Linked DNA regions of Homo sapiens: region 1 is linked to region 2. The links are chromatin loops, found by intact Hi-C in ENCODE. Cell type or tissue: mucosa of descending colon. All regions are shown on one strand. Each heading gives the region's core, and the rest is flanking DNA. Links, peaks and the distances in the headings are about the cores only. Region 1 overlaps EIF2D (eukaryotic translation initiation factor 2D). Region 2 overlaps RASSF5 (Ras association domain family member 5).

Evidence for each region. Hi-C counts contacts between places; a loop is a spot of excess contacts. Peaks named below come from ENCODE experiments on the same cell type or tissue, not always from the same donor. Only the 100,000 strongest peaks of a DNase experiment are listed, where the experiment ranks them.
Region 1: it touches region 2 in a loop (2.2-fold over the local background); 92 of 110 quality-filtered maps call a loop at or near these places.

Annotation. Positions count from the first base shown.
Region 1 is chr1:206,587,969-206,603,496 of GRCh38, reverse strand. It overlaps EIF2D (eukaryotic translation initiation factor 2D), which reads left to right. Exons shown (of 15, transcript NM_006893.3): 6 at 293-546; 7 at 1,044-1,161; 8 at 3,189-3,234; 9 at 3,661-3,764; 10 at 3,885-4,034; 11 at 4,405-4,494; 12 at 6,302-6,397; 13 at 7,659-7,779; 14 at 9,704-9,878; 15 at 11,652-11,855. The coding sequence ends at 11,722. It overlaps RASSF5 (Ras association domain family member 5), which reads right to left. Exons shown (of 6, transcript NM_182663.4): 6 at 14,049-15,528. Among named protein-coding and RNA genes, the nearest start is that of EIF2D, 17 kb to the left of the region's middle. RefSeq lists enhancers at 411-1,610, 14,898-15,398. In mucosa of descending colon, for the core only: no CTCF peak of the experiment used is centred there; no DNase peak of the experiment used is centred there.
Region 2 is chr1:206,534,420-206,549,947 of GRCh38, reverse strand. RASSF5 (Ras association domain family member 5) reads right to left here. Exons shown (of 6, transcript NM_182663.4): 2 at 11,655-11,776. Among named protein-coding and RNA genes, the nearest start is that of RASSF5, 35 kb to the right of the region's middle. RefSeq lists enhancers at 4,674-5,216, 5,034-5,273, 5,217-5,761. In mucosa of descending colon, for the core only: CTCF peaks have their summits at 4,797 and 4,996 (motif pointing left); DNase peaks (open chromatin) are centred at 4,963 and 9,367.

The DNA.
Region 1 (15,528 bases), core at 4,704-12,703, 53 kb before region 2:
CTTTAATCTTTCTCAGTCTTGGGATGTCTATTAATAGTATTATTCTTTTGGGATAGGGAGGAGACAAGATTTATTCTCCCCATTTCAGAGATGAAGAAACTGAGGCATGGAACTTTTAGGGGCCCAGAATTGAAAGTACGCTTGAGATGAGGGCACAGGCTCTCTGCCCCCTCCTGGCCACTCCTGCCTGTTGGCTCTCTGCTGTCTCTGACCTCACTGCTGACTCCTCTGTGGCCAGGGCTGGAGAGTATTGGAGCTGCTGCTTGATGTTTCTGACATGAGATTTTTCCAGGCGGTCTGGAAACAAGTCCTCTCCACCTTCCATTGCTCCACTGGCCCTGGATTCAGCAGATCTCAGTGAAGAGAAGGGGTCTGTCCAGATGGACTCCACCCTGCAGGGAGACATGAGGCACATGACCCTGGAGGGGGAAGAGGAGAATGGGGAGGTTCACCAGGCACGTGAAGACAAGTCTCTCTCAGAAGCCCCAGAAGACACCAGCACCAGGGGCCTGAACCAAGACTCCACAGATAGCAAAACGCTTCAAGGTATAACTCTAGGAGGAGAAGAGCCCATCTCCCCACCTCTCAATTTAGGAGCCTGACGAACTCCACTCCACTGCTGACTAGAATGGCCCTTAAGCTTCCGGGGGAGGAGGGGAAGGTCCTTATTTTCTGTGAGGGTGGCGCAGCAGCCCTTTCACATCTTGTTTTTGAATCCTTTCCACATAAGTCACGTCTTCCTGGGAGCTAATCTGCCCTGGCATTTGCCTGTCTTCAGCTACAAAGCCCTCCAAGGTTTCTTCTGGCTCAACTTCTCTGGGTGAACACTCCTAGCTTGGTGGGACTTTGTGGCTTGACTCCTTCTCTGGGGTCAACCCTCTTTAAAGGCTCAGTGCTCAAGAGAGGCTGGGAGCTTTGGTACCTGGGAATGGGTTCCTTTCAGAGCCAAGTGGGTGAGGTAGGGATGAAGCTGGGGGTCGTTTTCTTGTACCAGGTGTTCTGTATCCCTCAGGAAGGATGTGGCTCTTGTCTTTTCCCTGCAGAACAAATGGATGAGCTGTTACAGCAATGCTTCTTACATGCCTTGAAGTGCCGAGTCAAAAAGGCTGACCTCCCTTTACTCACCAGCACTTTCCTTGGCAGCCACATGTTCTCCTGCTGGTATGGAAAGCACTGATGTGGGCTGGAGGCCGGGGCCGGGGTCTCACGTGTGCTCCTTGGTAGTAGGACAGGATGGGGCCAATGCAGGGACTGGTTGAGGGACATGCTGTGGAAAGAGTGGAGGGAAGGCTTATCTGACAAATACATTAGTTCCTGGGTTCTAAAAAGTTAATTCTTAGCTTGCTGGGCTGTTAAAACAAAATCTTAAATTTTAGCCAATGAAAGGATATTGAGGACCGGAAAGTTAAAATTCCTGAGATTCTGTGAACACTGCCTCTGCCGTGGGGGTTCTGGGCAACCTCACAAATCGGGCAGCGTGTCCTCTGCAGGAAGTGTCCCAGGGCAGCCTCTTTGTCAGGAATCTTCTTCTGGAACATTCAACCTCCTCACACTTCTGAAAAGTATGTGGGGGGCCACATTAGGTTTTATTAGGAGGAAGAATTGGTGTGAACACCCCCCGTCCCGGCCCACCCCATCCAAAACACAAGCCATCAGGAGTGGTATTATTGCGTGTGGATAGAACCTGGATTTTGAAGACAGAGCTGTCTGTACTCAACTGCTAGGTCTCCAGGGTGTTCAAGCAATGTGCATTTTAGCTTGTTACTGGGCTTCTCTGAGTCCTAATTTCTAATAATCATGGGATTGCTGTAAAGATTACATAGCCTGAACCATAATAAGCATTCAGTAAATACTATCATGTCAGGAGGTTTGCTTATTGATTTTTACCCTGAGATTGAATTTATTTATTTATTTATTTTTTGTTTTGAGACACAGTTTCACTCTGTCACCCAGGCTGGAGTACAGTGGCGTGATCTCGGCTCACTGCAACCCCTGCCTCCCAGGTTCAAGAGATTCTCCTGCCTCAGCCTTCCCGAGTAGCTGGGATTACAGGCACATGCCACCATGTGCAGCTAATTTTTGTATTTTTAGTAAAGATGGGGTATCACCATGTTGCCCAGGCTGGTTTTGAACTCCTAACCTCAAGTGATCCGCCTGCCTCGGCCTCCCGTAGTGCTGGGATTACAGGCGTGAGCCACTGTGTCCGGCCTGAATTTATTTCTTTTTGAGAATCTGGCTGTGGTTTTTTAAAAAAGTGATTCTTAATGTAATGTCTTCCCATTTATACTTGGGTGTCTTTAAGCTATCCTGTACAAATGTGGTGTCTGGAGTGTGTGGAGGGATACTTGGTAATCTGTTCTGACTTTCTTGGGTTGCAAATATATGGTAAAGGGGCCCCAGAATATTCTGTAGGATAGGATTCTGGGGTGGATTCTAGAAGGACTCCTCGAGAATCCACTGCTATTGCGTGTCATGTTTTGAGAGAAGATGTAAGCTTTTATCAGGAATGTTCTCTCCAAAACTAATTGCTGTAGTGCAGGGGTCAGCATGTTTTTCTGTAAAGGGCCAGATAGTAAATATGAATATTTTCAGTTTTGCAGGCCACACCATCTCTGTTGCAACTGCTCGATGCTGCCATTGTAGCACTAATGTGACCATAGACAGTAGATAATTAGTTGGCCAGACCTGACCCCAGGATGCGGCTTGCTGGGCCCCACTCCAGGCCTGGCTGCCCACAGTGTGAGTTTGCTGTTGCAACTTTGGAGGCCACAGAAGGTTGTCTGGTCTGGGAGGAATCTAAGGCTGTATCCAATGTGGTAGCCACTGGCCACATGTCGCTATTTTCAGTTTAAATTAATTTAAAGTAAATAAAATTTAAAATTCAGTTCCCTTGGTCACATTAGTCACACTTCAAGTACTTACTACCCACATGTGGCTAATGGCTGCCCTGTTAGACAACACAGAGAACATTCCACGTCTATGGAAAGTTCTCTTGAACAGCACTGATTTAGAATGTCCCATAGTCTGCATCCCTCTCTGCTGTCATCCCTGGGCAGAGAGTTCTGGCACAGTGGCCTCTCTCTGAAGGTGGGGGAGGAAGGCTGAGGAAAAAGGCCCTCCTCTCAGTGTCAGGCAGGTCCCAGTATGACTGCTCATTAGTTTAATTTGCCTTTTCCATCTGCCATCAGCCCCGAAGGACGACAACTGGACATAAAGAAGTCAAGCTACAAAAAGGTAAGCAAGGATCTTCTTTGCAGACCCATGCAGAGAGTTGTGTAGGGGCACATATGACATAAGCCAGATGGATGCTGGGGAAGCCTTGTCTACCAGGCTCAGTCTAGAATTAAGCTTTTTGACTCCAAGTATAAGGGGGAAGAAAGAAACTCTCCCTGGGCTGAAGCAGTTGGTGGCACCCACTTTCCTTTCTCCTTTGACCCCTTTATATCTGATTAGAGTTCTGAACGGCCTCACTGGTTAGTCTCTAGCAGCTTCTTGCTCCCTGGCCCTCAGGTTGGGGGCCTCCCAGTTCCTGGTTGATGAAGGCAGGGGCTGTCTCATATCCCTGCACAGTCCCTGCCTAGCTCACTCTGGCACATCCTGGGTGCTCAGTATGTGTGTGGAATCAATGAAGTCCCCTACCACTGGCCCTCTCTCCCTTAGCTCTCTAAGTTCCTGCAGCAAATGCAGCAGGAGCAGATTATACAGGTGAAGGAGCTGAGCAAAGGGGTGGAGAGCATTGTGGCTGTGGACTGGAAACACCCGAGGTGAGTGCAGGGGGCCTGTCACTGTAGCCCAGCTGGCCCCAGGGCACCTGGGCCACGGACTGGGGATTGCTGAGATGCTAGTATAAAATGTGTTTTTTCTTTCCTTCTGCTGGGTTTTAGGATTACATCTTTCGTCATACCCGAGCCCTCCCCGACCTCCCAGACTATCCAGGAGGGTAGCAGGGAACAGCCCTATCACCCTCCAGATATAAAACCCCTCTACTGTGTCCCAGCCAGCATGACCCTGCTCTTCCAGGAGTCTGGCCACAAGTGAGTTTTTGGAGAGCAGCCCTTCTCTGCCTGCTTGGTGTTCTGGCCTACAGTTCCTCTCAACCTGAGTAGTGCTCTTTTGCGACTGGCAAAACCTGCTCTGCCCCTGTTCTCCCCTTCTCCAAAATCCAGCTTCCAGCCTTCTTCCCTGGGCAAGTTCCTCTGGACTAAATGAACGAGTAGGTCTCACCCTTTTCTGCGTGTAATTATTCTTCACATGGTCATGCTCACTTCAGTCAGGAAAAGGGAAGAAACTAGAGGCCGAAAGCTAAGGAAAGTTCCCTGCTCAGCAGGGAGTGAGTCTGGGCATCTGCATTTTTGTCTCATGGCACAGCATGAACTAACCCCTGGGTCACTTCTCCTCACCTAGGAAGGGGAGCTTTCTGGAGGGCAGTGAGGTCCGAACGATCGTCATTAACTACGCCAAGAAAAATGACCTGGTTGATGCAGACAACAAAAAGTGAGTGCATGAGAAGCACCAGATCTGTCTTATTGGGTCTTTGTCTTTATCAGACATAGACACATTTGGGGAGGATGTCTGGGAGGGAGAATAGAAAACCATAGCATCTTAGAGGTAATTAAGATCAGTGGTTTCCAAACCATGGGCTGTGGACACTCAGTTATTGTCTGGGGTGTTCAGATCCATGTATACGATCAACATTGACTACCGACTAAGTAAATATTCTCTCACAAATACCCATGAATCATCTTTAATTGGCTATTGTGAGGAATAAAATGCAAGCTTACAAAGAATTTACTGAAGTCATCATAGCTTTAGGTATTTATTTTTATTGATAGATATTTGTACATATTTATGGGGTGCATGGTATTTTGTTACATGCACAGAGTGTATAACGATCAAGGCAGGGTATTTGGGGTATCATCACCTTGAGTATTTACCATTTCTATGTGTCGGGAACACTGTAAGTCCTCTTTTCTAGCTATTTTGACATACACAATACATTGTTGTTAACTACAGTCACCTTACTCTGCTCTCAAAGACTAAACTTATTTCTTCTATCTAACTGTATATTTGTACCCATTATGGTATTATTTTCTTAAAAGGAGATACAGATGGTAAACTACCAGATGAAGAGAGTTCCATTAATTGTTTTTTACTTTAATGGCCGGACACTGTGGCTTATGTCTGTAATCCCAACATTTTTGTAGGTTGAGGTGGGAGGATTGCTTGAGGCCAGGGGTTTGAGACCCACCTGAGCAGCATGATGAAACCCTGTCGCTACAAAAAATACAAAAATTAGCCGGGCATGGTAGGGCATGCCTGTAGTCTCAGCCACTTGGGAGGTTGAGGTGGGAGGATCGCTTGAGCCCAAGAGGTTGAGGCTGCAGTGAGCAATGATGATGCCACTGCACTGCAACCTGGGTGATACAGTGAAACCCCATCTCAAAAAAAAATTTTTTTTTCACTTTAAAAAAACATCATCATGATAAAAAAGTTGAGACATACCAGCCTAATCTAATACCTTCATTTTATTTTATGTTTTATTTTTATTTTTGAGACAGAGTTTTGCTCTTGTTGCCCAGGCTGGAGTGCAATGGTACAATCTGTGCTCACTGCAACCTCTGCCTCCCAGGTTCAAGCGATTCTCCTGCCTCAGCCTCCCAAGTAGCTGGAATTACAGGGATGCGCCACCATGCCCGGCTAATTTTTGTATTTTTAGTAGAGACGGGGTTTCACCATGTTGGCCAGGCTAGTCTTGAACTCCTGACCTCAAGTGATCCACCCATCTCGGCGTCCCAAAGTGCTGGGATTACAGGCGTGGGCCACTGCGCCCGGCCCTATTTTTAGTAGAGATGGGGTTTTACCATGTTGGCCAGGCTGGTCTTGAACTTTTGACCTCAGGTGATCCTCCCGCCTCAGCCTCCCAAAGTGCTGGGATTACAGGCGTGAGCCACTGCACCTGGCCAACACCTTCATTTTAAAGATCCCCACTTCCTTTCTTTCTTCCTCACTAGCCAATTTTGATGCTAAGCTTAGAAAGCTGTGGTCACATGCTTAGTTAGTAGCAAAGGCTCCTGATCTTCAAATTTATCCCATCTCACTTTCCCTTCCACCTCCTGCTTTTCCTAGGAAAGCATTCGTGTATCTCCCACCCATAAGGTACATTGCCTTTTGGACTGTGGGCCCATAATTGATTCATATCCTGAATGTCTATAAAGGCCGTACGAGAGATGAATCCTGAATTAGCCTTCAGGTCAGAAGGGACAAGTCTAGGATTTCTTCATTGCCTCTTCTTTCCCTTTAGTCTTGTGAGATTGGATCCCATCCTATGTGACTGCATCTTAGAGAAAAATGAACAGCATACAGTCATGAAGCTTCCATGGGACAGTCTTCTGACCAGGTAACGAGCATTGGCAGTCCCTCTCCAACTTTTCTATCCCCTCGCCTTAATGTTGATCACATTGAACTTTAATACTGTCACTATCTTAGCCTTTGATTTTCTTTCTGTAATTCATACCAAGTCAGTCTACATAAACACAGGCTTGAGGAACTCTGATTTGGGGGGTCTTTGGAACAATTTGAGCCAATATGACATGGGAGAGCTTGAAAGGAAGAACAAAAAGGAACATTAATTAAAAATAAGAACTTCAGGCAGGCATAGTGGTGCATGCCTGTAGTCCCAGCACTTTGGGAGGCGGAGGCGGTAGGATTGCTTGGGCCCAGGAGGTGGAGGCTGCATTGAGCCATTTTCATGTCACTGCACCCCAGCCTGGGTGACAAGGTGAGACCCTGTCTCAAAAAAAGAACTTACTCTGTTAAAGTGAGGGCATTTAAAAAAATAAGAAAAAATAAAATAAAACTTCAATAAGATGCAGAAGCAAAAGAAGGCTGGGGAAAAGTGTCTTAAAGTCTTTAAAGGAAAAATTTTTAATATTCCTTCTTTTCCACATAACTGAAAATAGTTTATTGTCAGGAGTCAGCAAACTACAGCCCATGGGTCAAATCTGGCCTGCCACCTGTTTTTGTAAATAAAGTTTTGTTGGAACACAACCATATCCATTTATGTGTTGTCTGTGCGCTGGTTTTATGCTATAATGGCAGAACTGAGTAGTTGTAAGAGACCAGGTGACTGGCAAAACCAAAAATATTTACTGTCTAGCCCTTTATAGAAAAAGTTGTTGATCCTGATATATGTGATAGCAAGAGAAAACTTGGTTAGATAAAAGGTAGAAACTCCTCGTGGTAAAAGTTCTCTATAAAACATGTCAGAAATGTGAAGCAGCACTCGCAGGCAATGGGCCACTTAAGGCACATTCTTGAGACAGGTAGTAGCCTCCACAGGGCAGACTGGGCAGATTCTCAAAAGGCCAGGTCAGTGGACCGTTTCCAGGGGCCTAAGTCACTGATGTTCCCATCTTTGAATCAGTGGGTGTCTACCTTGGCCGCATTTTAGGGAGCTTTAAAAAATACATAGCCCTAGTCAGAGATACAGATTTCATTGATCTGGGCTGTAGCTCCCTAGGGATTTGAATGATTCTAATGTGCAGCCAAGGTTGTGGACCTGCAATTTCAGCCTACACCTAACTGCCTGCTGGTAGTGGGGTATGAGGAAATGGTTTCTGTTGGCTTTATCAGTTTGCAACTCATAACTTCTGTTTCAGGTGTTTGGAAAAATTACAGCCTGCCTATCAAGTGACCCTTCCCGGACAAGAGCCCATTGTGAAGAAAGGGAGAATCTGTCCAATTGACATCACCCTAGCACAAAGAGCGTCTAATAAAAAGGTAATTTTAGAAAGACACAATGTTCAAGGATAGTGATTTAATGTTCTTGCCAAGTTCTGGTCTCCCTAATGTGATTGGAGGTTTTTAGATTGGCCTCAAACTCATCAAAGATTTTTTTATGAAACACCCGTGTTTATGTGCCTGGGCTGGGCTCTGTATGAAACAGGTAAAGCTGACCCCGCTCACTCACTGCCCTCTAGGATTTTGTTCTAGGAAACTTGCTAGAGCCTGGTTCCAAAAGTAAACAAGATTGTATTTTCATTTTTTTCTTAGAACTATGTTATGGACATTCAGCTCCCACATATTCTTTCACCTCTTAGGCCTTGCTCAATGAAAATAACTTGTAAAAAACTTGCTGAAGGAACTGAGTGTGTTTAGCTTGGCAACACAAAATTGTGGGGAACCAATGACATCTCTCCTCAAATATGTGCAAAGCTGTCCCCTGGCAAAGTAGGGCACTTATTCTATATGCCTTGAAAGGACAGAAATAGGATTATTGGGTGGAAATGCCAAGAAGGCAGACTTGAGTCTGTCTTTGTAAAGACTCAAGAACTTTGTAGTAGTGTACAGTTACGAGCGTGGGCTTTGGATAGTACTGGGTTCAAATGCAGCCGTTGCCTCACTGCCTGACCTTGAGCATGTTACTTCATTTCTTTTTGTCTGAGTTTTACTCTGTGAAAAATGGGGATAATACCTACCTGGTAAGGCATTGTGAGGATCAAATGAAGGCGTATACATGGCTGAAGCACTTAGAATGTACTTGGCATATAAATACTTGGTTCTCAATAATTGAGAACCAGTAATGATAATCTTTACAATAATTAGTAACAGTCACTATTTATTGAGTGTTTAATTATGTGCCAGACACTGAACTAAATAATTTTCATATATATAGTTTATGTAAACACTAATTTTCTGTTAATAATGACAAATAGAATTGTCCAAAATTGAAATTGGTGCTTCATAAAATAGTGAATTTTTTTCTGGAGAGTCTGCAAGCAAAAATTAGGTGAGCACTTGTCAGGGGAGGATGTAGTTGGGGGTTCATGCATCAGGTGGGCAATTGGAAGAGATACGTCCTCTAAAGTCTTATTGATTCTAAGATTTTCTGGGTCTGGAGCTCATTGATAAGCGTAAGGCTAGTTGGAGCTTTTATAGTCTTTATTGATAGCAGTCATCCCCCACACACCCCTGATAGTAATACACTTTACTATCTGTAGTCATGAATGAGAAAGAATTTGTTTTAAAGCAACAAGGGGGAGAATTGTGATATTTTAAAAGCACTAACATTTTTCTTTTTTATCTCAAAGTCACATACTTGTCATTTGTGAAGCTGAATACCAGAAGAATGCATGTGTTGCTGACTAGATTGTTGATATTAAGGAGCTATTGTTTGTTACTTTATTTTTAGGTGTGATGATGGTTTTGTTTTTATGTTTAAATGAGCCTTGTCTTTTGGAGATACATACTGAAATATTTATAGATGAAATGATCTGATGTCTGGGGAGGTTTGCTTTAAAGTAATAGAGGAGTGGGGAGTAGACAGGGGTATAGATGAATCAAGGTTGGCCATGAGTTGGTAATTGTTGAAACTGGTGATAGGTACATGTGGGTTTATATACTATTCTGCTTTCATTTATGTTTTGAATTCTCCAAATAAAACTTAAAAAAGAAGTAGACATTCTGTGTGATACAGAGAGTATCTGTCCCTCTAAATATGTAATACATATATTGGATGGGGTAGACAGAATCAATTTAGAAGCACAAAAATAAGTGATTTGGATTTAAAAAGTACTAGGGTTATAGGAATGGTGAACCATCAGAGAACACAGGGGCTCAGAAGGCTGCTGAGGCTCTGGAAGGCCCTCTGGAGGGAAGGGAATGCAGTCACCACCGTCAGTCTCTGTCCCCACTGTCCCCCCAGGTGACCGTGGTCCGGAACTTGGAGGCCTATGGTCTGGACCCATACTCAGTGGCTGCCATCCTTCAGCAGCGATGCCAGGCTAGCACCACCGTCAATCCTGCCCCTGGGGCCAAGGACAGCCTTCAGGTGCAGATCCAGGGAAACCAGGTCCACCACCTCGGCTGGCTATTGCTTGGTGAGCATCCCCTCTGAAGAGTGGAGGCATTGGTCTAGCTCAGCAAAGACCTTCCTGCCAACTCAACTTGCATAATACACACACACACACACACACACACACACACACACTCTCTCTCTCTCTCTCTCTCGCTCTCTCTCTCTCTCTCTCTCCATTTAGTTTTTAGTAGCTATTTAGAGAAGAGGGAACCAGTGTTTGAATCAGATCCTTTGGCTCCTTCCAAATTCAGTGTTTTCTCTTCCACTATTAGAGTAGTTTTCTTCCTGGTTGGTCCCTTTCTATAAAACATATGGCGAGCACCCAAACTTTTGTGCTAGGCCCATTGTTGGGGTTTTTGCAGGCATCTCTCTTAATCATAATGATGCTGCAGAGCTGTTATCTGTTTTGCAGATGAGGAAACTGAGGCCCAGAGAGGTTCCGTACCTTGCCCTGAGATCCTCTGACTCTTGAGTGATATAGCTGGGCACGAAACTTTTTTAGACTCCAGAGTCTAAGTTTTTTTTTTTTTGAAACAGAATCTCGCTCTGTCACCCAGGCTGGAGTGCAGTGGCGCAATCTTGGCTCACTGCACTCACTGCAGCCTCCACCTTCCAGGTTCCAGTCATTCCCCTGCCTCAGCCTCCCGAGTAGCTGGGATTATAGGCGCATGCCACCACGGCCAGCTAATTTTTGTATTTTTAGTAGATATGGGGTTTCACTATGTTGACCAAGCCAGTCTTGAACTCCTGACCTCAGATGATCCGCCTGCCTCGGCCTCCCAAAGTGCTAGGATTACAGGCTTGAGCCACCATGCCTGGCCTAAAGCCTAAGTTCTTTCTACTAACTCTGGGTAACCCAGCCTCCCGTTTTTCCTCACTTCAAACCAGCCTTCACATCTCTGCCTGAGTCAGCTTTCTTAAACAAATATGATCACATCACTCCCTTCTAAAAAACTTTGTATGCCTCTTCAATGCCTTCAGAATTAACTCCTAAGCTCAATAAACAAGACCCTCCCAGCCTGACCCCAGCCTTCCCTGCCAGGCTCTCTCTGGCAGCTCCTACACCCATGTTGCAGGCACCAGCTGTCCTGGTCTCCTTGCAGTTCTCCAGATTCTCCTTGCATGTTCACCCACATGTGCTTCCGCCTGGGCTATCCCCTTGCCTAAGATGCCCTCCCACGCCCAAGCCCACCTGACCTCAGAGGCTCACTGGCCCAGCCCAGGGGTCCTGGGAGGCCTGAGCCTAAATTAGCATTTTAAACATTGCTAATGTAGCACTTTCCAATTGTGTTTATATTTCCGGTTAATGTCTGCAGCTTGGCTAATTTTTTCTAATGTCTGAACCTCCTGCCAGACTGAGCTGCATGAGCCAGAAACCTTGCCTTTTTCATCCTCAGGGCCTGGCGGATAGTAAGTGCTCATTTAGGCAAATGTATTCCATGGCCTATGGCAGTACCTGACAGTTAACTTCTAGAGTTGAGCCTCTTTATGTGAAGAACCCCATACAAGGTACTGAGAAGAAATGTTATGAGCAAGAGCGAGGAGCACAGACTGAACAGACACATTCTCTCTCGTGAAAAAATTATAAATGCCTGAAATACACCCAGAAAGTAGCTCTCAGTGTGAAAATTTCAGAAATATACACATCAGCTGTGAGGTGTAGGCGTAAGTGGTCAGTCCCGAAGTTGAGTTTGAGCTGGGTGGAATGACATTGTGAGGCAACGGGGACTGGTGGAGGGCCAGCCGGGGAGCAAGGTCATGCTCCGCTGAGGAGTGTGTGCTTTTTGGATTGTAGAAGAGTATCAGCTCCCTCGAAAACACATCCAAGGTCTAGAAAAGGCCCTCAAACCTGGCAAGAAGAAGTGACAGACTCTTTTGTCTCACGTGGTGGATCCGGTGGAAATCCAAGCTCTGGGCTGGTAATTTTTATGAGCATTTTCAGCTTTTGCAAATACAAAATATAATTCTTTACAAAAATAAATTTTTATTCTAATCTAAATCTGACTTCCCTCTTGTTTCCTCCACTTAGCTAAAATGTACTAATTTTTGAAGTCGGGAGTATTCTAAATGGACAGAAGAGGTCACGGTGGCTGCCATTCTGTCCATGTGGTTTCAATGATTTCATTCCTTCCCTGCTTTCCAGGCAGGCCAGCCCATTCAGAGTTCGGACAGGTGGGGCCTTCCTCTTTTTAAAGACCTTCTACCAAATATCCTACTGCCTAATTAACTTCCTAGCCCCAAAATAGTTCCTTCACATCTCTAAAGGGTTAGTCACGTAGAAAACAGATCCCAGCTGTTCTCTGTCATCAATCAAAGCAACAGAAGAAAGAATTGACCCTAAATTGCAGTAGAATTTAGGCTAGATAGAAATCAGAAACAGTATACAGGCATATTAGGACGTGGGTTTCTATAGGACAGTGATTCTTCCCCAACTTTAGGACACTGCCACTAACTGGTAAATTTGTGATGTAACTCCAAGATGACAGCTTTGTTACAGTGAAGAGTCTCATCCAACACATGCCCTCTTCAGCCCCAACTTCTTAACGTGGAGGTCATGGAAGGGGTCTTTAATAGGTCTTTAGAGGATCCATGAACTCCCTGAAATGGTGCACAGATTTTGTACGATCATTTTCCTGAGAGATGGACCATGCTTTCATCAAATTCCCAAAGGGATCACTTGATGCCAGAAAAGTGCAGAACCACTGCGCTGGTCCCTGCTCAGTTTATGGAATCATTTCACTGACTGGATCTCTCCTTGTATAATAGGAGGGAGAACTGGGCTAAATTCCCTGAGTTTTTGGGTTTTACCATTAAGAGACAGTTGCACTTCAGTTTACTTGTTTCTTTCTCTTCTCAGTTTTTCTCAAACTGAGATAAGAAAGGCTTAAAAATATCCACAATATCCACAAATTGCCCGTTTGAGGCTTGAAAAGGAAAAAAGGAATGGGTTTGAAAATGTGTGTGTGGCGCCTCCTACCGTCTGTTATCAGGCCCAGAATAGACCTTTTTACTCATGAGTAAACTCCTTAATTTCACTAATCCTATCTCTACCGGCATGAGCATATGAAACTAGGAAAGGGATTTCCAGAAATTGAGCCTAAACAGGATCCTGTTAAAGCCTTTGGCCTGCCAGAGTCTGATCTGAGGGATTATGATCTGTATAGTAGTAATGAACTATGGTTCCTTATGTGAATACAAGTAAAATATAGCACTGTGCAAAGTTCTTTCACAAACTTGATTTGTTTTGCACGATCTTGAAGGGAGTGGAGGCTAAGAAAGGTCATGTCCCGCCTTGTTGATCTCTGCTGAAGACACAAAGCCAGTAAGTGGTAGGGCTGGGTCTAAAATGAACATCTACCCTTAATTGTGGTTTGACCCACAATTCTGCCATGACACAGTGCTGTCCAGACCTGTGCATTGAGTGGTTTTTCCAGTAACGGTGACACATTTGCATTGAGTCATCTTCCCTCTCCCCCTGTGAACAGCATAGGGACATATTCAAAGGCAGAGTAGAGCCAGACTGTGTAACAGGTTCTTTTTCCTATGTGCTAAGTCAAATAATCTGTATCAATGTCAAACGTACAACTTTGAATTTATTAACCCTATGCTGTAACCATATGAGATTCAATGAAAAGCAGAAAGTGCTTCATTTTTGGACTTTGGCAAAATCATTGAAAGATACATTTCTTGGGGGTTTAGATGAACAAAAATGTTACAGATGTGCCCCATTCTTGGGCAGTTTTAAGGATGCTTGTTGGACATTCATTCATTCTTTGGGCCCCATGTATTGCATTCTATGTGATCAATACTGGAAGGCAGCAAGAATTTCTTTTTAATAATTTAATGTGGTTATTTCCATGATTACTGAGATGTTCCTTTGATGAAAGTCAGAGAACTCAAGTGAAAGGACTGTTTGTTTTGGTCATTTGATCTAGCCCCCTTCCTCCAGGTGAAGTGATCTTAAACTTTTAAAGATCTATTCCTTTCTACCTTATTTTTAAATAATTCCAGAAGTAGAAGAATCATGGCTCAGCTCAGTAGCCTGTCCTGGTGTCAAATCACCCTTAGCTCCAGAAGGCCCTTCTCTTTCCCACACATCAGCATCTCTGCCTGCAATCAGTCTCCTTGACTCTCTTGCACTGCGGAGACATGGAACAGCTGGTCACCCAGGCAGCGCCCTCCCGCCTACGCATTTGGACAATTTTTCCCAAATTATTTGAACAGTAGCCTTCATTTCTCTGCTCACTGGCAAAAGAAAATCTGACTCCACCAGGAAGCATGTGATCATGTCCATTCTCACCCTCTCTCCCCCGCTCCCAGTGTCCGTAAGATGGTGAAGTTCAAGGGAGACGTTTCTAACATGAGTCATTTTTGCAACAGGCTTTTATTACTTTTTTTTAAAACCCATATAAGAAAGACATTTAAAAAGAAAATATCCTGGAAACAAACACTTACACACTGAGCAACACAACCAAAGAAGGCACTACCAGCAGTTACTCCCACCTCTGGGAGGGAACGGGTACTCGATACTATACTTTTTTCAGAGGTTTAGACCTCAGCATAGGCCTTGGGTCTAACTGTGCTTTAGTAAAGTCTGAATTGTCCAATAATTTTCTCATTTCATAAACACCCTTATCTCTTTATATATAGCTATATGCCTTTATGTGTATATATACATGACTTTTTTTTTCCTTCTCAAAAATAAAATAGCCATCCCCATAGAGGGAGGTTCTCAGCAGCATTCACAGCGGTTGCAGCAGGAGCCATGCCTTCTATTAATGTTAGAGACATGCAGGACGAAGGAAAATGACTCTCCACCTGCTCCCTTTAATATACAGCAGGGAGAGAGTTTCTAAAGGGAGGGAAGTGATAAGGCTGAGCATGAGATGGCTAACCAGGGTTTTTGTGGTTTAAAAAAATCTTAGAGTTGCGAGCTTGTGTTGCCTTTGAAGCTCTGGAGACTATGCACAGTTCATACGACGAGGGGTCAGCATTCCTTCTGGGATCAGGGGCAGTATGGACTCAGCCTGGGTCAGAGAGGGAACTTCTGAAGCTACACGAACAAGCTTGGGCTTGAACCGACCCAAGAGGGACTTGGGAAGGCAGAGGATAGCAAAGAAATGGTTTCTCAGAGGCTGGGTTGGAAAACCAGCCCTGCTTTGAAAATTACAAGTCCTTCTCCCTCTGCACTGGAGTGTCTCTGCAGTCCTGGCTACTTGTTGGAATTTTTTGACTAATTTATTTTAGGATTCAGCCTAAACAAGAAGCCAGTGCAAATGTAAGTCAGGAATTTGATCCTCCCTGTCAATGTGGTCTGGTATCACTGATTGGAGTCAAAACTCAGGCACCCAGATGGGAGGGAGGTCTGTGACCCTCAACCCATACTGAACGCGGGCTCTCCTGGCCTTGTCTCCCACACCGCCGCCATTGTTCACTTCCTGGCAGGAGAAGCCAGCAGCAGAGCTTCAGGCAAACTCGCCCTACTCCTATTTCTCTCTGAAAACAAAAAGGCACTGAGGTCGACGGGGAGGCCAGGCCCACCGGCTCTCCGAGCGCAGTGCCGGGTCTGGCCCATGCTTCAAAACAGAAAGGACTCCAAGTTGGCCGAATTGGAGGCTCCCCTCTCTGTAATCAAGGCAACTCCTTGGGCAGCACCTGGAGATCCCAGAGTC
Region 2 (15,528 bases), core at 4,375-12,374:
CACCTGCGTGCTTACTGATCGGTGTGTGCATGGGAAGAAATGACCCAAGGCTAGAGAAAGAACCGCCCAAAAGGATTACAGGTAACAGTGTCTGCCCTCATACAGGGCAGGAATAGTGCCTGTTCCTACAAGCCATACCAGAAAACCTCATGATTTATTAGGCACTGAGTAGAGTACACAGAGAGTCTTACCTTAGTGGTGGGAAATAATTAGCCCTAGACTGAGGACTATTCCAATCCTGACAAATCTTAAAGAGGCTCTTAAAACCTTAAAAAGGATCGAACTTCTAAGTAATTTAACTGGGTCCTAGAACAAAACTCAGGAATATTTCCACAGGGCTGGGTGCAGTGGCTAATGCTTGTAATCCCAGGACTTTGGGAGCCTAAAGTGGGAGGATCACTTGAGGCCAGGAGTTCAAGACCAGCCTGGGCAACTTAGTGAGACTCTGTCTCGACTACTGACCACAACTGACACAGATATTAGCATTGGTCAAAGACACTAATTCTGGTGTCTCAGGCAGCCCACTGCTTCTAGGGTAGAAGGGGATAGGCTGTGAGGAGCCCAGAGAAATGTCTGAATAAGTATATGCTATTTATTCAAAAAGTTAAGTAGGAGAAATGGAAAATATTTAAAAGATCCACATCAAACCACTAGAGTTGAAATTTACAATGCCTTTGATGGGAAATATACTAGATGGGGATTAATGGCAGATTAGACTTTGCAGAAGAAAAGATTAACAAACTTGAAGACACAGCAATAGCAATGATCCAAAATGAAGCACAGGCCAGGCATGGTGGCTCACACCTGTAATCTCAGCACTTTGAGAGGCCAAGGTGGGTGGATCACCTGAGGTCAGGAGTTCGAGACCAGCCTGGCCAACATAGTGAAACCCTGTCTCTACTAAAAATACAAAAATTAGCTGGGAGCGTTGGCAGGCACCTGTAATCCCAGCTACTTGGGAGGCCAAGGCAGGAGAATCACTTGGACCCAGGAGACAGAGGTTGCAGTGAGCCGAGAACGCGCCATTGCACTCCAGCCCGGGCAACAGAGCGAGACTCTGTCTCAAAACAAAATAAAACAAAACAAAATGAACCACAGAAAGAAAAGAGAATTTTTTAAATGAACAGAGCAGTAAGCTGTGGAACGAATTCAAGCAGTCTAATATACATGTAAGTGGTATCCTCAGAGTGGGGGGGTATGAAAATATTTGAAGAAATAATGCCCCCAATTTTTCCAATTTTCGTGAAAACTATAAATCCACAGATCCAACAAACTCAATGAACACCCAGTACAAGAAACATAAAGACAAGTACAAAAGGCACATTGTAACCAATTGCTCAAAACCAGTGTGATACAGTTTGGATATCTGTCCCCTCCAAATCGCATGTTGAAATCTGACCCCTCATGTTAGAGGTGGGGCCTGGCGGGAGGTGTCTAGGTTGAGGCGGCAGATCCCTTATGAATGTCTTGGTGCCCTCCCCATGGTAATGAGCATCTCGTATTGTTCCTTCATGTGAGAGCTGGTTGTTCAAAGGAGCTTGGCGCCTCCTCCTCTCTCTCTGGCTCCCTCTCTCACCATGTGACATGCCTGCTCTCCCTTCACCTTCCGCCATGAGTAAAGCCTCCTGAGGTCCTGATCAGAAGCCAAACAGATGTTGGTGCCATGCTTGTACCGTCTGCAGAACCATGAGTCAAACTCTGTTCTTTATACATTGCCCAGTCTCAGGTATACCTTCATAGTAACACAAAACAGACTAATACATAGCGATAAAAAGAAAAAAGAAGAATATGTTATATACAGAGGAGCAGAGATAAAGATACCAGTAAATTTATTGTTAGAAATAATGCAAGTGAGGAGGTAGTGAAGCAACATCTTCAAAATAATGAAAGAAAAAAAGTGCCAACCTAGAAATTTCTATCCCATAAAAATCTCTCAAAAAGGAAGGTGAAATTAGAACTTTTTCAGACATGGAAAGTTGAAAAAACTCATCATCAGCACACCCACAAATACAAGAAATGTTAAAGAAAGTCCTTCAGGCAGAAAGAAAATGATATCGGATGGAAACCTGGATCTACCAGAAGAAAAAAAAGTACCAGAAATGGTAACCAAATGAATAAACAATTTCTTATCATTTAAATCTCTTTAAAATATAATTGGCCATTTAAATAAAATAGTAACAATATTGTAAGGGGCTTATAGCAGTGGTCCCCAACCTTTTTGGCACCAGGGACTGGTTTTGTGGAAGACAATTTTTCCATGGACTGGGGTGGGGCTGGTGGTTTGGGGATGACTCAAGTGCATTACATTTATGGTGCACTTTATTTCTATTATTATTACATTGCAATATATAATGAAATAATTATACAACTCACCATCATGTAGAATCAGTGGGAGGCCTGAGCTTGTTTTCCTGCAACTAGATGGTCCCATCTGGGGGTGATGGGAGACAGTGACAGATCATCAGCCATTAGATTCTCATAAGGAGCACGCAACCTAGATCCCTCGCATGCGCAGTTCACAATAGGGTTCAGGCTCCTCCGAGAATCTAATGCTGCCGCTGGTCTACAAGGAGGCAGAGCTCAGGCTGTAAAGCAAGCCATGGGGAGTGGCTGTAAATACAGATGAAGCGTGGCTTGCTCTCCAACTGCTCACCTCCTGCTATGCAACCTGATTCCTAAAAGGCCATGTGTGTGGCCCTGGGGGCTGGGACCCCTGGCTTGTAGTATATGCGAAAATAAAATACAGGACAAGAATGGTACAAAGGTCTGTAGATGAGAAATGGAAGGATACTATCATTTTTGTCTTTTCTTTTCTTTTTTAAAATTTTTTTTGGTATAAAATAGAGACAGGGTCTCACTATGTTGCCCAGGCTGGTCTCGAGCTCCTGGGCTCAAATGACCCTCCTACCTCAGCCTCCCAAAGTGCTAGGATTACAGGTGTGAGCCACTGTGCCTAGCCAGGGTTTTATACTATACATGACATGGCATAGTATCATTTGACAGGTAGACTGTGATGAGCTAAAGATGTACAGATGGTTCCCTCCTTACAACGGTCCTACTTATGATTTCTCAACTTTAAGATGGTGCTAAAGAGATGCACATTTGATAGAAACCATAATTTAGGTCAGCATTCAATAAATTACATGAGATATTCAACACTTCATAAGAAAATAGGTTTGGTGTTAGATGATTTTGCCCAATTATAGGCTAATGTAAGTGTTCTGATCACATTTAAGATAGGCTAGGGTAAGCCATGTTGTTTGGTAGGTTAGGTGTATTAAATGCATTTTTGACTTCAGGTATTTTCAACTTTCAGTGGGTTTATTGGGATGTAATCCCATAAATTAAGGACCATTTATATACTGTAAATGCTAAGACAACCATTAAAATAACAAAACAAAGGGTTAAAGCTTGTAGGCAACAAATGGGATAAAATGCAATCATAAAGTACATTCAAGTAGTCCAAAAGAAGGCAAGAAAGAAAAAAAGAAAAAGTGAACCAAGAACAGATAGAATACTCATAGAAAACCAATAGCTGGCCGGGTGCGGTAGCTCATACCCATAATCCCAGCACTTTGGGAGGCTGAGGTGGGAGGATCACTTGAGCCCCTGATCACTTGAGACCAGGCTGGGCAACATGGCGAAACCCGGTCTCTACGAAAAGTACAAAAAAGTCAGCCAGGTGTGGTGGTGCATGTGTAGTCCCAGTTCCTCGAGAGGCTGAAGTGGAGGATCACCTGAGCTTGGGGAGGTTGAAGCTGCAGTGAGCCATGATTGTGTCACTGCACTCCATCCTGGGTGACCGAATGAGATCCTGTCCCAAAAAAAAAAAAAAAAAAAAAAAAAAAAAAAAAAAAATAGAAAAAGAAGAAAGAAAAGAAAAAAAGTAGTAAGAAGATAGACTTAAAATCTAGCTATATCGTGAGCCGAGATCGCGCCACTGCACTCCAGCCTGGGTGACAGAGCAAGACTGTCTCAAAAAAAAAAAAAAAAATCTAGCTATATCAATAATCACATTAAATGCAAATGATCTAAATACTCAAAGGGTAGAGATGAGCAGATTGGTTTAAAAAAAAACAAGATCCAACTATTTGCTGCCTATAAGAAATGATCTTTAAATATAAAGAGACTCATAGCCTAAAAATGAAAGGGTAGATTAGGGAATGCCATGCTAATGGTAATTAAAAGAAAGCTGCAGTAACTATGTTAATATTGGACAAAGTAGATTTCATAGTAGAGAATGTTAACAGGGATAAAGAAGGTCATTTCATAATGATACACAGGTCAATTAACTAAGCAGACATAATAATCCTAAAAGTATCCCATGTGGTGACTTGTGCCTGTGATCCTAGCACTTTAGGAGGATCGCTTGAGGCCAGGGGTTCAAGATCAGCCTGGGCAACAGAGCAAGACCCCATCTCTATAAAAAAACTCAAAAAATATTCAGGCATGGTGGCACACACCTGTAGTACCAGCTACTTGGGAGGCTGAGGCTGGAGGATCACTTGAGCCCAGGAGTTCAAGGTTACAATGAGCACCACTACACTCCAGCCTGGGTGAAAAGAGTGAGACCCTGTCTGTTAAAAAAAAAAAAAAAAAAAACACAAGAAATTCCTAAAAGTTTATGCACCTAATAATGGAGCTTCAAAATACAGGCATATTAACTGTAAAGAGAAATACACAAATCCACAATTATAGTTGGAGATTTCAACACTTCTTTCAATAATAAATGAAATGAGTAGACAGAACACAGGTATGCCTCAAAAAATGTCAGCTACTGTTGTTATCAGTCACAGTTCAATTAACATGTGTTGAAGCTTCCAGAAGGGACCCAAGACCCTGCACTTCCTGAGAGATGTGCAGGTAGGTCTATCAAGTGTGTTAGGGAGCCCGGGGCCTCAGGAAAGGACACATCCCCCCACCCCCAGCACCTGCCCTTTTAGGCGCATTTCTTCTTGCTCTCTGGCTCCCCCACGTGGTCATCCTGGGTTCAACACGTGGCTGTTGGGCTGAGGGACAAGGCAGGACTGGCCGCAGGAGCTTTTTTTTTTTTCTCAAGGGTCTGGAAAGGTAGAGACCGCGTTAATGCAGACAGTGGCATGTCTGCAGGAGGGAGCAAAGGACTGGGAGCCAGGAAGCACAGAACTCCAAGCCAGCGGAGTCACTACTCTGCTGCAGGGGCTGAGGGGTGATTGCAGCAGGGGCCCTGCTAAGGCTTGACAGTGTTTGGGGTTGGGGGTGTAGGCAGAAAGGCAGCAGGGACCTGCAAGGCTGAAATGCTGGCTGGCCGGCTGATCTATCCTGGAACCCTGGAAGCCATCTGCTCCTTTGGTGAGTGGGGACAGGGACTCATCCACAGGGTGGAATAGTGACTTGGGGCCTCAACAATAGTCATAAACCTTATAGCAAAAAATGTCCACCCAAACCACAAAGCCAGAGAGTCCTGGTTTTATATCCAGGACAACAACCCTACTTTCTGGTGTTTTGGAGAGTTGGCAGAGCCAGACCATAAGGGTTGTGTGTGCTAATCCAGATTTAGACTCATTCTGAGGGCAATGGGAAGCCACTGAGGGCTTTCATCACAGGAGTTACACAGTTAAAAAATCTACATCTAGCAAGACTGTTAGAGGTACCAGAGATGGCCCAGGACTGCCACCTAGAATACTCATGCTTTTGTCCACTCATGCTTTCACACACCTCTTCTCGCTGGAGCCTCACAGGGTCCCATTTCTCAGAAGAGAAACCTGAGACTCAAAGAAACTAAGAGGCTTGTCCTGGCTCATATGTCAAGTATTTCGTCTACACAATCTGGATTAGAACCTAGCTATTCAGTCACCCAGGCCAAGGGTCTGTGTTTTAAGAAAACATTTACTGCCTTTTAATAATATGACATTAGGGCCAGGTGCAGTGGCTTACACCTGTAATCCCAGCACTTTGGGTGGCCGAGTCAGGCGGATCACAAGGTCAGGAGATCAATACCAGCCTGGCCAACATGGTGAAACCCTGTGTCTACTTAAAATACAAAAATTAGCCTGGCATGGTGGTGCACGCCTGTAATCCCAGCTACTCAGGAGGCTGAAGCAGGAGAATTTCTTGAACCCAGGAGGCGGAGGTTGCAGTGAGCACAGATTGCACCACTGTACTCCAGCCTAGTGACAGAGCAAGACTCAATATAAAAAATAAAAATAAAAAATGACATTAGGAACATATGAAAAGCATTTGGCTATTCAAACAACACAGAAACAAAGGGCAAAAGGTGAGAGCCTCACTCTACCCCTTTCAACGTCCACCCCCTTCCAGGGTGAAATCTCTTTCAGTAGTTAGCTGAGCACTACCAGGCCCTCGTTCTGCATTTACACACACACACACACACACACACACATACACACACACGTGTATATATACATGCAAAATACAAATGGCCTGGTCCTATGTGTACCGTGGAGGGACCTGCATTCATGCTGCACAATTCCGTATCAGTATATACAGATCCAAGTGTCCTTTGGAAGAGCACCTTGGTATTGGTAAGAACAGCTGGCAATTCCTTCTCAGCATCCCAGGAGCTCTCTCCACTGCTCACACTGCCCCTTAGGCACTCCCTGGACCCAGTGCCCTGGTAGTCCAGGCACCAGATGGCCAAAGAGAGTGGCCTCGATAGGGCAGCATCTCCCACAAATGACACCTGAAAGGACTTTAGAACAGTGCGTGGATTTTTTTTTTTTTTTTAGTCAAGGTCTCACTCTGCTGCCCAGATGGGAGTACAGTGGCATGTGGCATGATCATAGCTCACTGTAGCCTCCTTCTCCTCAGTTCAAGCTGTCCTCCTACCTCAGCCTCCCAAGTAGCTAGCACTACAGATGCACACCACCACCACACCTGGCCAATGTTTTTAATTTTTAGTAGAGACAAGGCCTTGCTATGTTGCCCAGGCTGGTCTCAAACTCCTGGGCTTAAGCAATCCTCCTGCCTTGACCTCACAAAGTGCTGACATTATAGGTGTGAGCCACTGTGCCTGGCTAGTGCCTGGCTTAATAAATATTTGTGGAGTAAATTTGAGGCAGTCCTTAGACACATATTAAAAGAAATTATAAGTATTCATTTAATGTGTGCTGAGAAAAAATTCCTAAGTACATCAAACCAGTGATTCGAGGATATTTTAAAATTTCCTTTAATGTAAGTTTATTTAAATTTAATAAAATAAGTCTATTTAAAGAGAAATGTTAAGTAAATAGTAGACAGGTGGAACATGAGCAGGGCCTGAGTCCTGAGTGGGGAAAGTGCCTGAGTGTGGTCTGGGAACGGCCATGGGAGGGGCTGGCCTTTGCAGCTGAGGGCCTGGGAGCCTGGTTTCCGAGGTTGCTGCCCAGGAACTGTCTTAGTCCATTTTGTGTTGCTATATAGGAATACCTGAGGCTGGGTAATTTATAAAGAGAAAAGGTTTATTTGGCTTGGGGTTCTTCAGGCTGTACAAGCATTACACCAGCATCTGCTTGGCTTCTGGGGAGGCCTCAGGAAGCTTTTACTCATGGTAGAAGGGGAAGGGGGAGCAGGCGTGTCACACTCGAGAGAGACAGCAAAAAAGAGATGCTAGGGTTGTCTTAAACAACCAGCTCTTGTGTGAACTAATAGAGCGAGAGCTCATTCATTATTGCAGGACAGCACCAAGTCATTCATGAGGGATCCACCCCCATGACCCAAACACCTCCCAACAGTCCCACCTCCAACATTGGAGGCCACACATCAACATGAGATTTGGAGGGGACACACATCCAAACCATATCAGGGACTCTAGAGGGTCAGGAGGAAGGGGTAGGACTCTGGGCCTGCTGGCATAAAATTTGAGCACTGGCTGCAAGGGATTGGAGTAGAAGGAATAGTGCTTATGTTTCTCTCTTGCAATCTGTGCATTCCATGTACCAAGAAAAGCGGCACCCAAGGCCAAAGGGACAGAGCTGCCGGGGTTGCCCTGGGCCGCAGTGGGTGATAATGAGAATCCAGTGGTGGGCAAGGACAAAGACTTCTTCTCTTGGGGCCAGCTTCTCCATAGGCAGCGAAAGGACTGAACCAAGCCATCAGAGGCCTCACTTCATCGTGAGGGCACCAGGAGCCACTGAGGGCTTTTTTCCTCCCAGGGGTGACAGGATAAGAGCACCGTTAAGACCACCAGAAGTATAAATTCTTTGGGGTATAATCCTAAATAGAAGAACTGCAGCTGTTTGGGTAACTGATTGTGGTCTTTAGCCAATAGCGATGATGTTCCTTAGCAAATGAGGCTTAAACTGAAAAAGGGGTCTAGGGTAGACTTGAAGGAGATTTGCTTGGTCACGCATGGGTGCCCAAGGAAAAGTCAGATATCAGAGACCTCAGAGATCTTTAAGGAGAAACTCCAAAACCCTCATTTCTGTGGTTGACAAAAGCACAGACAGCTCCCAGCGGCCTTCCTCGGTTTCTGATGCCTGTTTCCGATGACCTTTTGAGTTTGCCACTGGGGATTCTGAGCTCATTCCTGCCCGCTTCCACACCTGTCCCTCCTTCCTCCCCAGCTGCCTCCCTGTGGCATGGCAGAGACAAGACAGAACCTTGGGATTGTTGCTTTTGAAATGTTGAGGCCAAATGCTTATCTACAGGATGATCTCAATCATGTTTTGAAAAATGTATGAATGTTCAGGAAGAACATATAAAAATGTTAATAAAGAATGGTTCTCTCTGGATGGAGGAAAATAAATGATTTTCTTTCCTTAAAGAGCAGAGAGGGCCGGGCGCAGTGGCTCACACCTGTAATCCCAGCATTTTGGGAGGCCAAGGCGGGTGGATCATTTGAGGTCAGGAGTTCGAGACCAGCCTGGCCAACATGGTGAAACCTCAACTCTACTGAAAATACAAAAATTAGCCAGGCATGGTGGAGCACACTTGTAATCTCAGCTACTCAGAAGGCTGAGTGAGGCAGAATTGCTGGAACCCAGGAGGTGGAGGTTGCAGTGAGCTGAGATCATGCCACTGCACTCCAGCTTAGGCAACAGAGTGAGACTCTGTCTCAGGAAAAAAAAATATATATCAGAGAGGAGAAATGCCACTGAGACGAGACCCCCCTAAGCCATATATACCCGGAAGTAGCTGAGCTCAGATCTGAGCCCCTGCTCCCTTAAATCCCCCAAGAAAACAGCACTAGCACATGAAGTTAGCTCAGCCCAGGTCGATGATGTCAAGGTGAAAGAAAGCTCCATCTTGAGATTTAACAGAAAATCAAGCCAAGGCGGAAATGAGCACAAACAGGCTTTTTAGAAGAGGCAAGTGGGCCTGGAGCAGGGCCCAGGTTTTATTGATAGAGGGCTGGGTCCTGCCCCAGTTCTGCTGAAGCATGCAGGCAGGCCTGTCCAAGGCAAATACAGCAGCAGCCTGATCTGGCCAGCCCAGGAGCAAACCCCATGCCAGGCTGTTTGCCCACTGGGGGCGGTTCAGCTCCCACGCGGGGTTCTTGGCTCCTTCCTCTGCAATGTTTCAGTGGTGTTTCTGCTCTAGACAAGCCCTGATTTCACTTGCCAGAGGGTTCCAAGGTTGACTCCTCTCTCCAGCAGAGGAAAGGGGGTCACTCTGTTTCCAAAAACTCAGACATGAAAGCATCTCTTCACTGCTGACATTTGGAGGATGAGACAACGAATCCAGCCAACTCCAGGCCTTCCCTGGGCCTTTTGCCTGCCACACTTGGGAGCTGGCTAGCCCACTCTAGGGCAGGGTTTCTCAGTCTTCGCCCAACTGACATTTGAGGTCAGATAATTCTTTGTTGTGGGGGGCTGTTCTATGCAAAACAGGCCGGCTAGCAGCATTCCTGGCCTCTTCTAGAATCAGTAGCATCCTCTAAGTTGTGACAACCAAAAATGTCTCCAGACAAATGTCCTAGGGGGTGAGTAAAATTGCCGCCTTTTGAGACCTGCTGCTCTAAAGGAAGGAACAGAAAGAGACACAAAGAGGAGACCCAGGAAGTAATGGGGACAGCCAGGCTCCAGGGTGGCGTGCAGGGCTGAGGAGATCAGAAAGAAGAGACACTTGGAAGCTCCCAAAGAGAAAAGCAAATTGAGACCAGAAAAGGTTGTTTCAATAAGATTTTTAGGAAATGTTGCTATATGGTGTACTATGTAACCTCCTCCCTCTATCTTCTGAGGAAAACCTTCAGGAAACATCTGCATTGCCCATCAGCACTTTTGGGGGCCAGATGTGCCTCCTCTCCTTTCCCTGTGTCCCATCCTGGGTAGACAGTTCCTGCTAAGGGTAAGGCCCTTCCAAGAGGCTACATTCAGGCTACACCAGAAATAGTTACTATTCCAACGTCTGTGGAGCGATGTGCAGAGTTTTAAAATATACATTTTAGAACTAATCCAGCATCACCCTTATAAAAACATATATCATTCTTGCTTTCTAATAATTCTTTTTCCAGGGAGAGAGAAAGGCGTGAGGGAACAGCTGGGAGGCTGGTAACACCCATGGTGAATTAGGCATTTGAACACTGTTGATTGTGTTCCAGAAAAAGCATGTGATGGCTACTCTGGAGACCGGGGGGCTGCTCGTGAGTCTCCCATCCAGCACCTGGGTCCCCCAGTATAGTTTCTCAGAGCACCTTGAGATTTTCCGTCAGAGACACAGGATATATTTGTTTAAAGTCTCACTCCCTTACCCTACTGTAAGCACCGGATGTGTAGAAACCATGTCTGTAATTTTCATCATTAAATCCTCAGCATTCCTGGGCCTGGCACATGGTGAACACTCGAAACTTATTTGTTAAATGAATTAAAGGATGATATTCTTACTTCCCTGACTCGCAACCTTCAACCCACACATTAAGGCTTAAATCAAACATCACCTCCTCTGGGAAGCCTTCCCTGATTTCTCCCAGCAGAAACAATTGCACTATATATCCAAACACTTGGTTCATACTTTTATTGCAAAATGCATCACAGTGTATGCTATTTGTTGGTATTCTGCCTCCCCTGCCAGAATGCAAGCTGTCTGAGGACAAGAATTGTGACGTAGCATTTATTACCCCAACTCTCACCCATGCTTGGTACACAGTAGATACTCAACAAATGCTTGTTCAATGCAAGAAGCAATAAACACACTCCTCTGTCTCCATTCTAAATCCTAGAAATAAAAGTTCAGATACATCACAGTTCAAGTGTCTTTACAAAACCCAGAACCAAAAGCTGCTTTGGACATCAATTTTCTGGTTCTTTAACACAGGGAGAGAACATTTGCCCAGCCTCTCTGAAGGTTGGGCTGGCCTGGCTGGACAATGTGCTTGAGATGCCTCAGCCCCAGCATCCCCACTGTCCCAGGGCTATGAGGCCTTTAGGGACCGTCAGAAGGCTTCTCTGGAAGCCACCCCACTGCTCACTCATACCCACATCTCTGGCTCAGAGCCCTAAGCCACAATAGGCTCTGTACTTGGGGAGAACTACAGGGGACTTCTGAGTATCTTCAGAGTTCTCTGTGTCACTTCCCCTAGTCCCCTTGGAACAGGGTGTCTGTGAACTCCATCCAGTGCATGTGGAATCTGAGGCCTCATGCCACCTCCTGCTCACCAGAGCTCCTGGGAGAGAAAGTGGAGCCCGGGGCACCTGCAGAGGCTGTTCCCAGCTTGGTACGAGAGCTTTGGCACCTACCTGGCTGAAGGTCACGGTGAGGGTGCTTTCTGGAGAGGGTCTGTCCCGGGATAAACCCTCCTGCTGACTGCAGTCCAACTGGATCAGGCTGCGGCATTCTGGGTGACAGGTGAATTTACAGTCTGGAGGTAAAGAACAAAAGGGAGATTAGAGGACAGGCAGGATTCCTCCCCACTTTCACCCAGAGAAATAACCTTGGAGATTGCATTAGTTCCCAGTGGGAAGAGCAGTGCAGGAGAGAAGTGGTGGGGCGGGAGACAGCGTGAGAATGCCACCCTGCTCTCGGATCCCCCAGGAAGGATGCAAGTTAAGTGCTCTACGCGTTTGCAAACTGCTTTCACCTGCATTACTTTGTGTGACTCTGCAATCATTATTATTTCCATTTTACAGATAGAAAATCAGTGCCTAGAGACTGAGTGACTTTCTCAAGGTCAGAACTTCTGCCTCCCAGACTGGTGCTCTTTCTACCACTTTACATTAATCACCAGCACCCATAAATCCCTGGGGAAGGACTTGACTTTTATGGGCCTTATGTTGCCAATCTGTAAAATACAGGTTGTGCATCCCCAAGCTGAAAATCAGATCTCCAAGATGCTCCAAAATCTGAAACTCTTTGAGCATCGACATGACACTCTAAGGAAGTGCTCACTGGAGCAATTCGGATTTTTGATTTTCAAATTTGGGATGCTTGACTGGTATCATACATATTCCCAAATCTGAAAAAAGTCCAAAATCAGAAACACTTCCGGTCTCAAGCATTTCAGATAAAGGATACTCAGCCTGTATGGGTAATAGCTCCCCTGCCTGCTTCTAGTTATAAAGGAGGACATATCTTGAAGAATTAAAAGTGCTTCCAGAGACAAAGGCATTATCATCAGCAGGAAGTGCTGTTACCTCTCTCTGACCCGGCCTAGGCTAGAATGTGGGGATGCTACTCTGAATGCAGCTGAAATAGCCCACAGACCACATCCCAGATCCGGGGATTCAGCGGGGGAAGCACATTCCATCGACAATGTTCACTTCCATGGAAGCAGAGACTTAGTGACCAGAGTTGAAAAGAGCTTTGGGGACTACCTCAGAGATGGGGAAACTGAGGCCAGAGAGAAAAAGTGAGGTGCCCAATGACACACAGCTCATTGGTGGCAGCACCAAGGCTGCTAGTATTTTCCAGCTTTCTCAAGGGCTCTCTTTGGAGCCTCCTGGCAGAAGGGAGGTGAAGTCAAAGGCAGCAGGAGACTCAGGGAGGCGAGGGAAGGGCAGGGGAGCGGGGGTGGGGGGTAGTGAAGACAAGGTGGCAGCAGAAGAAAGTAACACAAGTCCATCCGCAGGGAAAATGCTCGGATCTGAGGTGTGGTCCTCACAGATAGCTGCCAGGTCAGCTGGAGTCACCTATTCTGGAGGTGCCTCAGCTCGGCCAGAAGGCCCAGCCTTCTAGGCGCTGGAATCTCATAAATTTTCCTTCTGGACTGTGAAGGCAAGTCATGAGGATGGGTTAGGGTGGGCGGGTTTTGTGGCAGGAGTCGTGACAGCCTGGACTTGATTGCATACCTGGGGATTAGGGGGCCACTTTTTGTTGATAAGGGCTCAGGCACCTCGAAATGCTTTTCCTTCCTTCTAACAAGCTCCAAAAATTCAGTACATTTGGTGTCGATTTTTAAAAGCCACCACAGCACACTCTATCTTGGCAGAGGGGTGATGGCTCCTTTTCTCCCCACTTTTGGGGAGCTTTGGAATGACACCCCCCTCTCCCCAGCTGCCCCTTCCCTTACTCCCCCAAAGATAAGCACCTGGACCATGTTTCTTGCACGGGTTTTGCCACTAATGTCCATAGGGGAGCACCCTGACAAATGTGGGGACACACAGAGATCCCAGAACCGCACGACCTTCCTACCCATGGCCTGACCACCTTTCTGTAACAGTGTCTGGAACCTTCACTGCTCATCTCCTTTGTGCTCGAAAGTGAAGCCCACCAATATCCTCTCCTTCAGATCCCACGCTTCTCTACGCCTCCCTCCTCCTCTCACTTGGAGACAGAAATGAATGAAGTCAATTCCCTGGGGCATGCACCCATCTACCTGCAGGCACCCACATGCATTTCTGGTCCTCCGTGGGAGACCTCTTGCTCAGCACAAAAACAGCCTCCCCTTTAGTAAGGTGAAGGGTACAAAGGGAAGTGCAGGCCAAACTTCTGCCCGCAGTGCCCAGAAATACCAGGGTTTTGATAAGGGAGCACTGAGGCCAGAACCCACAATGGGCAGCATTGTTCCTGGCGCTGGCCCTGGGACACACCTGTATGGCTCTGGTAGAGCTCTGAGCGATGAAGAATGCTCTGAGGATGCCAAGAAATGGCAGCAAGGAAAAGGAGGAAGGACTGAAAGCTCGCCCAGCTCCACGGTGATGACAGCTGCCATAACTCACAAATGGGAAGGCACCTGGGAGAGGAGGAATTTCTCTCTCCTCCTCTTTTAGCTCCTTGTCCTGTTGGCACAGGCAGTCTATGTCCACCTGTGCATCTGAATCTCTCAATTTCCATCTCTCTCTCTCTCTCTCACACACACACACACACACACACACACACCACACACACACAGACACACACACACACACACCCTGAAAACATCACCATGCTGAGCTGGACAACACTAAGTAGCAGAAGACTCTGAGAAGTGTTCTGGGATTTTATAAGAAGCATGTTTGAGCACCAAAGACTTTGTTCCATCGGACCATGTAATCACAGGCTGCAGCAAAACCTCTGAAGCACATCTTCATACTTCCTCGTCCTGGAAATGCCAAGCCCAGGGCTTTTAGGCCAGCAGAGATGAAGTCAGAGCCCCCATGCCTTTCTCCAAACCCAAAAGCAACAGCCTGCAGGCCTGACATTTTCAGGGATTGGGGAGACCCATGAGATTCCAAAGACAGAGCCACATTCCACTAGACCCAGTGGTTAATTCTCCACAGACCACAGTTCCCTTAAGGCAGCTCGTCACCAGCTGCTGCCAAACCAAACCAACCCCTGCCCTTGGTATTCCACTGTCCTCCACAGCCTTCAGCTGGTGCTCAATTTATGTTTTGTTTTTTGTTTTTTCTTTTTGAGGCAAGGTTTCACTCTGCCACCCAGGCTGCAGTGCAGTGGCACTATCGTGGCTCTCTGCAAACTCCACCTCCCGGGCTCACCTCAGTCTCCTGAGTAGCTGGTACTGCAGGCGCCCACCACTGCACCTGGCTAATTAAAAAAGGGTTTCACCATTTTTCCCAGGCTGGTCTCGAACTCCTGGGCTCAAGCGATTTGCCCACCTCTGCCTCCCAAAGTGCTGGGATTACAGGTGTGAGCCACCGCACCCGGCCAGGTGCTCAGTTTGGATGAGGAAGGAGGGAGGGAAAAGTGAAACTCTGGGTGGAGCATGGCTTCTAGGAAGGAAGGGTTCAGCCCTCCCTGGGCAGCTAGTGCCATCGCCTCTGGCAGCAGCATCAATGTCTGGAGCATGGGGGCTTCCTCGTGCTCTGTGCTAGCCCGAGGGTGAGGATGAATTAGAAAAGAAACCTGGGAAACCCAGGCTCACTGGGCAGATGTGATGCACATGTGAAAAGATAACTAACAACAGAGACAGCCCAAAGCAGGGGCCTGGCTGTGGCACAGACCTAGGAAGCTTGCTCAACTAGAGACAGTTGCCAGCCAGAACAGGCAGGGAGGGCTTCAGGGTGCAGGCAGCTCTGGGGAGCTTCCAGAGGAGATGAGACTCCAGGTAAATCCTGTGACCTTATCACAGGGGCCAAGAGGAGGCAGGGGATTCTGTCATCACTAAAGAGGACAAGGATCTTGCAAACAAGAGGCAGCAACAGATTAAGGAGAAACTAGCTGTAGTTTCTCCGGGAG